Linked DNA regions of Homo sapiens: region 1 is linked to region 2. The links are chromatin contacts, found by Hi-C or POLR2A ChIA-PET in ENCODE. All regions are on one chromosome and are shown on one strand. Each heading gives the region's core, a stretch centred on a gene start or an enhancer-like site at or near the end of the contact. The rest is flanking DNA. Distances are from core to core; before and after follow the strand shown.

What was found. A loop is a pair of places that touch in the nucleus more often than their neighbours do. ChIA-PET counts read pairs that join two places held with the same protein, here RNA polymerase II (POLR2A). Pooled maps may share reads with other maps.
Region 1: a loop to region 2 is called in a pooled map, with 10 times the contacts of the local background. The contact joins two enhancer-like sites. A Hi-C loop is called at or near these places in 1 of 37 single-sample maps with no recorded cell type and 8 of 50 pooled maps. POLR2A ChIA-PET finds 5 or more read pairs at or near these places in 4 of 52 experiments (B cell, MCF 10A, activated T-cell and 1 more).

Annotation. Positions count from the first base shown.
Region 1 is chr9:123,222,366-123,227,043 of GRCh38, forward strand. All of the region lies in intron 2 of STRBP (spermatid perinuclear RNA binding protein), which reads right to left. Among named protein-coding and RNA genes, the nearest start is that of STRBP, 44 kb to the right of the region's middle. Within about 2 kb of position 3,131, at least 3 of the 41 ENCODE cell types and tissues checked have a DNase peak (open chromatin) inside an H3K27ac peak, as active enhancers do.
Region 2 is chr9:122,990,163-122,994,631 of GRCh38, forward strand. RABGAP1 (RAB GTPase activating protein 1) reads left to right here. Exons shown (of 26, transcript NM_012197.4): 6 at 1-51. Among named protein-coding and RNA genes, the nearest start is that of GPR21, 41 kb to the right of the region's middle. Within about 2 kb of position 1,514, at least 2 of the 41 ENCODE cell types and tissues checked have a DNase peak (open chromatin) inside an H3K27ac peak, as active enhancers do.

The sequences.
Region 1 (4,678 bases), core at 1,881-4,380, 230 kb after region 2:
TGGAATCAGCCACTTCTCCGAGGTTCCTTTTAGTGGCAAATGGTATTAAAAAAACAATATATGGGCACTAGATATGCTCATCTCTGCTGGCTGCCATTGCTTTTAGGCCCTTTCAGTCAATAGAGCAAGTAAATATTTTTAAAACCATGAGTTCAACAAATTACTAATATCAGAAATAAAAGAGGAGCCACCTATACTAAACTGTTGGGAATTAAAAAGATAATCAAGGAGTACTATGAACAATTCTACGGCCACTGATCGATAACCTCAGTAAAATGTATCAATTCCTTGGAAAGGCATACTCTTCCGAAGGTCACAGTAGAAACACAGATCATCAGAATAAGCCTATGCCTCTTAAAGAAGTTGAATTAACATTAAGAATATTCCAAAAGGAGAAGGCACCAAACCCAGATAGTTTCTCTTATGAAATCTACCAAATTTTAGGAATCACAATCTACTTTTACAATATGATCCAAAAATTGTGCTTAAGTATTTACCCAGTTGACCTGCACAGGAACGTTTATGACAGCTTTATTTATAATCATCAGAACTGGAAGCAAAAAAGATGTCTTTCGAGGTGAATACCAAAAAAAAAAGGCAAATGATAGCAATATTATTCAGTGATTTAATGGAGTTCACCATCAAAGCATAAAAAAGACATGAAGGAAGCTCAGATAGATAGATGATAGATAGATAGATAGATAGATAGATAGATAGATAGATAGATAGATAAAAATGAGCTCATCTAAAAAAAGCTATGTAATATATTATTCCAACTATATGACATTCCAGAAAGGGCAGAACTAAAGACAATAAAAATATCAATAGTTGCCAAGATTTCTGGAGAAAGAGGACAGAGGTTAATAAGTGGAAACGGGATTTTTAAAGCATGAAAGTATTCTTTATGAGACCATAATGGTAACCATAACATTATAAATATTTCAAAATTCACAGAACTGTATAACAGAATGAACATTATGCAAATTATACTTTAAATAATAACATATCAATATTTGCTCATTAATTTTAGCAAACGTGCCAACAGTAATGTAAGATGTTAAAAATAGGTGGAATTATGAGGTGGGAGTGAGGGGATAGAATGATATGAAAACTTTTTGTATTACATGCTCAATTTTTATGTCAATCTAAAACTCTCCAGTTAAAGAAATACATTAGTTTTTAAAATAATAATATAGTACCACTGTTTCAGGGAGATCTCTTCATACTAATGTTCAACAATCAGGTAATATCTAGACATTATGAGCTCAAAACATTATTATTAAATGTGAAGCAAAATTGGAAAAAAGAAACACAAAAGCATGAGTTCATATAGATAATTCCAATTCAACGTTACAATTTTTTTTTATGAACCTCTTGGATTTTTTTCCTCTTCCACTAAAAATCTTGATTCTTAGTATTTATTTATATTCATATATGTGCTTTATAATTAACAGAAATTACAGGGAACAGTTCAACATTTCTTTGCGGGATAAGCTCTCAGAGGCAAGAAGCCACTTTATTAATGGTTTATTTTTTACTTCTGACACAGGCAGAACCAAAGGTGCTAGAGTAGAGCAACAAAGTAGAAGCAAAGAAGAGTACGCAAGGTGCTCCAGAGATGCTATAGTTAGAAAAATTCCACATGGATTTACACTGGCAGAATTACACTTCACAACATGTTTCAAAATTCCGAGTTCCACAAAATTCAAATGCCACAAAACAAAATACACAGTGAATAAAAAAGAAAACATCTACTCATATTTATATATTAGCTCTAATCTTTACAAGGTGGAGCCCCATTTTATAAAGAAACTAAAAACTAAGAGATTAAGCTAACCAAATTCACACCCACTCATGCCTTGTCTAATCTTGTCTCCAATCATGGGCCCAAATCTTTTTTGTAACTATTTCCTAACAGCTGGACACACCTGTAACAAAAACACAATTCTTCACTCACAGAACAAAACAGCTTTCATTAACTCTCTCGCAGTTCAGGAACTAAACAGGGCTACCTATTACCTCCTGAATCAGATTTCACCTGACTTAATTCAATCCTATCACCCATTGTTCCCATCACTTCTAATTCCAGTCAGACCAGTGAGTTCTCTGTTCTAAAAAATGCCAAGATAATTCCCACCCACAGACATACTCACGATTCATCTTTTCACGCAACTTTCACGGAGCATTTACTACGTGTTCTAGGCCTGTACTCGATACTAAGAGGAGAAAGACAAAACAAGAAATCCCACCTCAAAGAGTTAATAACATTATAGGAAAGAGATACTTGTAACTGATTAGGTAGACTCAAACAAGTACTATACTGGGGTACAAAGTCCTATTGAAAACAGAGGAAGATGTCAAAAAGAAGTGACCAATTGGAACTTACATGTACTGCTGGTAGTAGTGGAAAGTGAAAAAAAGATACTTAAAACTTTTCAGCAGACTCTCCTAAAGCTGAACATACACAGAACCCATGACCCATTAGTTTCACTCCATGTTACATACCTAGAGAAACATATATATTTAAACCAGAGGACGTGCAAATATGTTCATAGCAGTACTTACTTGCATTAGTCAAAAACTGGAAATAGCCTATGTGTCCATCAATAGTACAATGGATAGTGTTATACTCACACAATGAAACAATATGAAATCAACAAAAAATGAAGTCCACAAATATTGAAAGAAATGCTGAAAGAAAGAAACCATACACACACAATTTTGATTACATAAAGTTTGAAAACAGGCAAAACTAGTCAAAACCAGTGATTCAGTGGTGGAGTGGGGAGTGTGCAGTGATGAAGATGAGGACACGGGAGAAGTTTCTGGGTGCTGGCAACGTTCTATTTCTTCTGGGTACCGGTTATAAGGATGAATTCACTTCAAGAAAATTCATCAAGCTATACACACTTATGATTTATGTAGTTTGTTTTACACTTTAACAAAAATTTTACTTACAAAAGACAGATGGGGAAAAAGGAAAACAGAAAAGTAAACTAGCATTTATATTCTAGTAAGTTCCTAGACACCATGGAAATTATTCTATCTAATCACAGCCACCTCTGGAGGTTGTGGTATACACGTGTTATTTCCTTTTTCAGCCCCACATCTGAATCCTCTTTCCTATGTTTGGGGAATCCCCCACCTTATGAGGCAGCGCCTACCTCCAGATGGTGATTCAAAAGCAAATGACTCAAAGAAGCTGGGTCCTCAGAAAATCTATTCTGGCAAGTGAAAGCAGCAAGCACAGCAGCTTCATCCAGTTTCCAGAGACAGTAATTCTACCTACAGTGTCTAGCACCCCCTGATGGTATTGGCGATTCAACCTCGTCTGTGCCTAGAATCTTGTTCCTGGATGCTAACTTCTCAGCCTATTTCTCCAGCCCTCCAAGAGATTCTGTGAGCCACCTAACACCCTGTTCATAAGTTCCTTTCCCAGACTCAATTTCTGTTGCTCACAACTAAAAGTCTTGACTATTACCCCATTTGATAAATGTGAAAAAAAGCTAATAACTTTGAAAAACAGTTTGGTGGTTTTTTATAAAGTTAAATTCACTTATCATACAATCCAGCGCTCCCACACCCAAGGTATTTGCCCAACAGAAATGAAAATGTTTATAGCAAATTTACTCATAATGGCCAAAAACTAGAAATAACCCCAAAATCCATCAACTGGTAAATGAATAAACTGTGGTAAATCCATACACTGGAATACTTCTGGGCAATAAAAAGAAATGCACTCCTGATACATGCAATTACACAGATGCATCTCGAAAGCACAGAGGCTAAATGAAAGAGGTTTGACTAAAAATGAGTCACACTTAAGAAATCAGATCAATGGTTTCCAGGAGCAGGAGGTGAAGAGAGGGAACTGACTACATGGCACTGAAAGGAACGTTTTGTAGTAATGGATATATCTTGATGGTGGTTACATGACTAAGTCTGTCAAAATTCATAGAACCGTATATTCAAAAAAAATGTATTTTACTATATTCAAAGTATACGTCAATAAAAATGACTTTTTTATTATTAAAAGGGACTCAAGAATGGCCAGAAATCTTCCTCAAGGTCACATATATACTAAGCAGATTCAAACTCAGGTTCTAATTCAGATGCCATGCCTTGAAGGTTAAAGAGATCTTGCTAAAGGCACAGAAAAGAGAAGATTGGGAAAGATAAGGGAAACTAAGTTGTCCTTTTCTCCCCAAAACCTAATCAAAATTTTTCAAGGCCTGCCTCAGACCCCCACCTCTGCCATACAGCCATCCATTTACTTATTCCACAAATATATCTTGAATGGTTACTATGTGCCACGCACTGTGACACTTTAGGTTACATCTGTAAACAAAACAGAAATCCCTGCCCTCATGGAGCTTCAGCTTAGCGGTGTTGGGGAGTGAGGGGGTGGCGGGGTGGGGAGGAAGAGCAATGTATCACTGTCTCAGTCCATTTTATGCTATTATAACAGAATACCACAGATTTGGTAATTTATAATGAATAAAAATATATTTGGCTCATGGTTCTAGAGTCTTGGAAATCCAAGACTAAGGGGCCACATCTGGTGAGAGCTTTCTTGCCACGTCATAACATGGTGGAAGGCATCACATGAGCGAGAGAAAGAGATCTAATTCACAGCCTCAAGTTCTTTTATAATCAGCATTAATCCATTCGTGAGAGT
Region 2 (4,469 bases), core at 264-2,763:
CTTCTCTGTGTCTTTAGAAATAAAAGAAGATGATGGTAAAGGTTATTTTAGGTAGGGAATCTTATTTTATTCATGTATTAACATGCTGTGGTTCAGGGGAAATTCTAGGTCAGATTATAACTTTCATACCATAAAATGATGGCTTTTAAAGGGAGGGCTTTTAAAAAAAATCTGGATGATAAAGGCATATAAATACATAAATTTAACAGAGGCAAAGTTTGAAGAATTTTAAAGCAATTAAAAAAATTGTCATATTGGGAACATGTTGCTACCTTCTTTTAGTCAGATACCAAGTGGCTAACTGCTCACAAAAATATGGCCAAACCGCCAGGCGCTGTGGCTCACACCTGTAATCCCAGCTCTTTGGGTGGCTGAGGCGGACGGATCACCTGAGGTCGGGAGTTCGAGATGAGCCTGACCAACATGGAGAAACCTTGTCTCTACTAAAAATACAAAATTAGCCGGGCGTGGTGGTGGGTGCCTGTAATCCCAGCTACTTGGGAGGCTGAGGCAGGAGAATCGCTTGAACCCGGCAGGCAGAGGTTGCAGTGAGCCGAGATCCTGCCACTGCACTCCAGCCTGGGCAACGAGAACGAAACTCCGTCTCAAAAAAAAAAAAAAAAAAAAAAAAAAAATATATATATATATATATATATATATATATATATATATATGGCCAAAGCTTAGTCAGCTGGATTTGTAGCTATATTTGTTTTGCTGATTGTATTTGCTTGTTTTAGTTGGTTGATTTACTTATATTAATAATCTAAAAATCTTAAGCCTTTTCAAGTCAAGTTTTCCCAGTAAAGTTATCTGCATACATTGGAAGGGGAGAAATAAGGTCTGTGTCTGAAGTCTAATCTTTTGTAGGGTTAGAAGTGACTGATTTTAATTTTTAAATATAATGATAATCCTTTGAGTGGTGGAAAGAACCATGGAATAGAAGTCAAAACTTAGCTTTAGTTTAATTATTGTTACTATTAACAGTGTCCCCATTTCCAAGTTTCTTTACATCTGTCAGTAGTTTCCTCATTTATTAAATGAGGTGGCTAGACTCTAAAACCCTTTCTCACTTTAAAATTTTATGGTTGCAAGATGACTTGATGTTTTTAAAATTACAGCCCATGTCCCAAAATGATTGTATTATAATCAGTAATTGCATGTAGAAGTCTGTTTCCTCCATGACTACCTCATTAAATTGGTAAAATGAAGTTATATAAAAATATGAATATTTCTAATATTTTGCTTTTAAATTAAGCACAGTGATTGGTTTATTAGATTATTAGAAAAACTGATAATTTTTAGTCTTTCTTCAGACTTTGGAATTGTCATGCCATCTGGTGGCCAATTTAGTGTACAGTGCAGCTTAAACTTTGAGGAGTAAAGTATGACTCATTGTGCTCTATGCTTTCTAATTAGATAGATTTCTATTCTCTCTCTCTCTTTTTTTTTTTTTTTTGAGATACGCCTCACGCTGTTGCTCAGGCTTGAATGCAATGGTACAAACATGACTCACTGCAGCCTCAGCCTTCTGGTCTCAAGCAGTCCTCCCACCTCGCCCTCCTGAGTAGCTGGGACCACGGATGCATGCCACTATGTCTGGCTAATTTTTTTTTAAGTTTTTCTAGAGATGGGGTCTTGCCACATTGCCCAGGTTGGTCTTGAACTCGTGGTCTCAAGTGATAGTCTCAGCTTGTCAAAGTGTTGGGATTACAGGCATGAGCCAACCATTCCTGACTATTTCTATTCTCAAAGCAATGCTGTGAGGTAGTCCTTCCTGCAATGTACCTTCCTGCCCTGCAAAGTGAAAATTATAATCTGTATAATTTTAAGTAGTTTTTTACCTTGTTAAGCAACCTTTAAACTAAATATATTTTCTTTCTTTTTTTTTTGAGACAGAGCCTTGCTCTGTCACCAAGGCTGGAATGTAGTGGCACGATCACGGTTCACCGCAACCTCTGTCTCCCAGGTTCAAGCAATTCTCATGCCTCAGCCTCCTGAGTAGCTGGGATTACAAGCATCTGCCACCATACCGGGCTAATTTTTTCTATTTTTCAGTAGAGACAGGGTTTCGCCGTGTTGGCCAGGCTGGTCTCAAACTCCCGGCCTCAAGTGATCCATTTACCTGGGCCTCCCAGAGTGCTGGGATTATAGGCATGATTCACCATGCCTGGCCTTTTTTTCTTTATTGAAAATATTTATGTAGTTTTGGTCTGTAAATTCTAATTATTAAATAGGAAAGATTAAGATCCCTCAGAAGTATCAGTATAACTTCCCTTCCTTCTGAAATCAGGCATATTCAAGGTAGAATGATCATAAACATCTCTGTTCTATTTGTTAATACTGACAAAGTGCTATTACAGAAAATCCCTGGATGGTCAGATTTGCTTTTCACATTTGTTAGGACTTTGTTCTCCTTTTGCTACATGGCTTTGCTGAATTTCTGGTTTATAATAAATACTGTTATGTTAACTTAAATATATTATTTAAGTATAATGATCAATATACCTAAATATATTAGGTTAATATATATTATTTAGGTATAATAATAATTATATATTATACATATAAATTATGTAATAGTTATATACCTATTATTATATAAAACCTATTATATACTTACTATTATACCTAAATATTTATTTTATCTAAATATTATACCTAAATAATTATTATACCAAAATAATTATTATACCTAAATATATTAGGTTAACACAACAGTACTTTAGATGTATGAAATCCTAGCAAAATATACCTTGGTTTGTCAGATTTAAACTTGTCAAAGGTAGTTCCTCTTATCCAGTAATTCTGTAATATGTATGGAAATTTATCTGCAGAAATAATCATTGAGGTTTTCAAAGAATTATTATTATGAATGTTCTCCAACATACTGTGTATAATATTAATAGCAAATTTTAAAAGTAGAAATTAAGTGTTGAATAGAGTACTAAAACATGTTGGTTTATGGATATTACTTATCCCCTGTCCAACTCATATTTGTGTATAACACAAGATTTACTGTGGTTTTACTTTAACATAAATATAGACAAAGTATGATGAGAATAATTAATGCTCTTCTCATTTCTGAAAAAGTATAATTTTTAAATTATTATTATTATTATTTTGAGACGGAGTTTTTCCTCTTGTCACTCAGGCTGGAGTGCAATGGCGTGATCTTGGCTCATTGCAACCTCCTTCTCCCGGGTTCAAGTGATTCTACTGCTTCAACCTCCCGAGTAGCTGGAATTATAGGTGCCCACCGCCACGCCTGGCTACTTTTTGTACTTTTAGTAGAGACGGGGTTTCACCATGTTGGCCAGGCTGGTCTCGAACTCCTGACCTCAGGTGATCCACCTGCCTCAGCCTCCCAAATTGCTGGGATTACAGGCGTGAGCCACCATGCCTGGCCAATTTTTAAATTATTATGATTAGAAACCTGCTTCTCCATTTTGCCCATGGGAAAACTGAGCATTTGTTTGTTTGTTGTTGAGACAGGGTCTCACACTTTTTTTTCTTTTTGAGACGGAGTCTCGCTCTGTCACCCACGCTGGCGTACAGTGGCGCAGTCTCGGCTCACTGCAACCTCTGCCTCCCAGGTTCAAGTGATTCTCCTGCCTCAGCCTCCTAAGTAGCTGGGATTACAGACATGTGCTGCCACGCCCGGCTAATTTTTGTATTTTCAATAGAGACAGGGTTTTACCATGTTGGCCAGGCTGGTCTCAAACTCCTGACCTCAAATGATCCACCTGCCTCGGCCTCCCATAGTGCTGGGATTCCAAGCATGAGCCACCGTGCCCGACCTAAATTGAGCATTTTCATTCAAAGTACCATTCAAGACACTTCTTTTTTGTTTTACTTAATCCACTAACCGTCCTCATGAGATAAATTGGGTAGTTTATACTGTGCTTATTTATAGGTAAAGCCAGGGAAATTAAGCCTGTACTTCAGTTTCTTATTTTATACAATAGAAATTAAATACTAAATTCCCTACTTGGATACATTCACATGATGTAGTTATTAGACCAGAAATATGATCTAGGACCCTGACATTCAGTGAGGTGAACACCCACTGATTACACTCTCCATTCTGCTTCCTGTTACTGCATCCCTGTAGATTCAGAACACCAGAGACAACTTTCTGTCTATTGTTGTTGTTTTAAACTGCTAAACAATGGGATTATATTTACTTGAGCATCCAAAGAACATAGAGACCAGTGTATCTATTACAAGTTGAAAATTGAGACCCTTCCATTTCCTTATAGGTGAAAACTCTGTCACAAATATTTAACAGTTTGATATGCAAAAATTTTCTTTGAACATTTTTGACATTTTTAGAGTTCTTTGCTAAGATTCTTTGATTTTCTAATGGAAGTATTCAAAAATGTTCTTGAATTAGTATAAATAGTAATAAAGTGCAGAAGGGCTTCAAATTAGTATTTCTTTAGGGCTACCTTTAAGTTTGAGTAGGT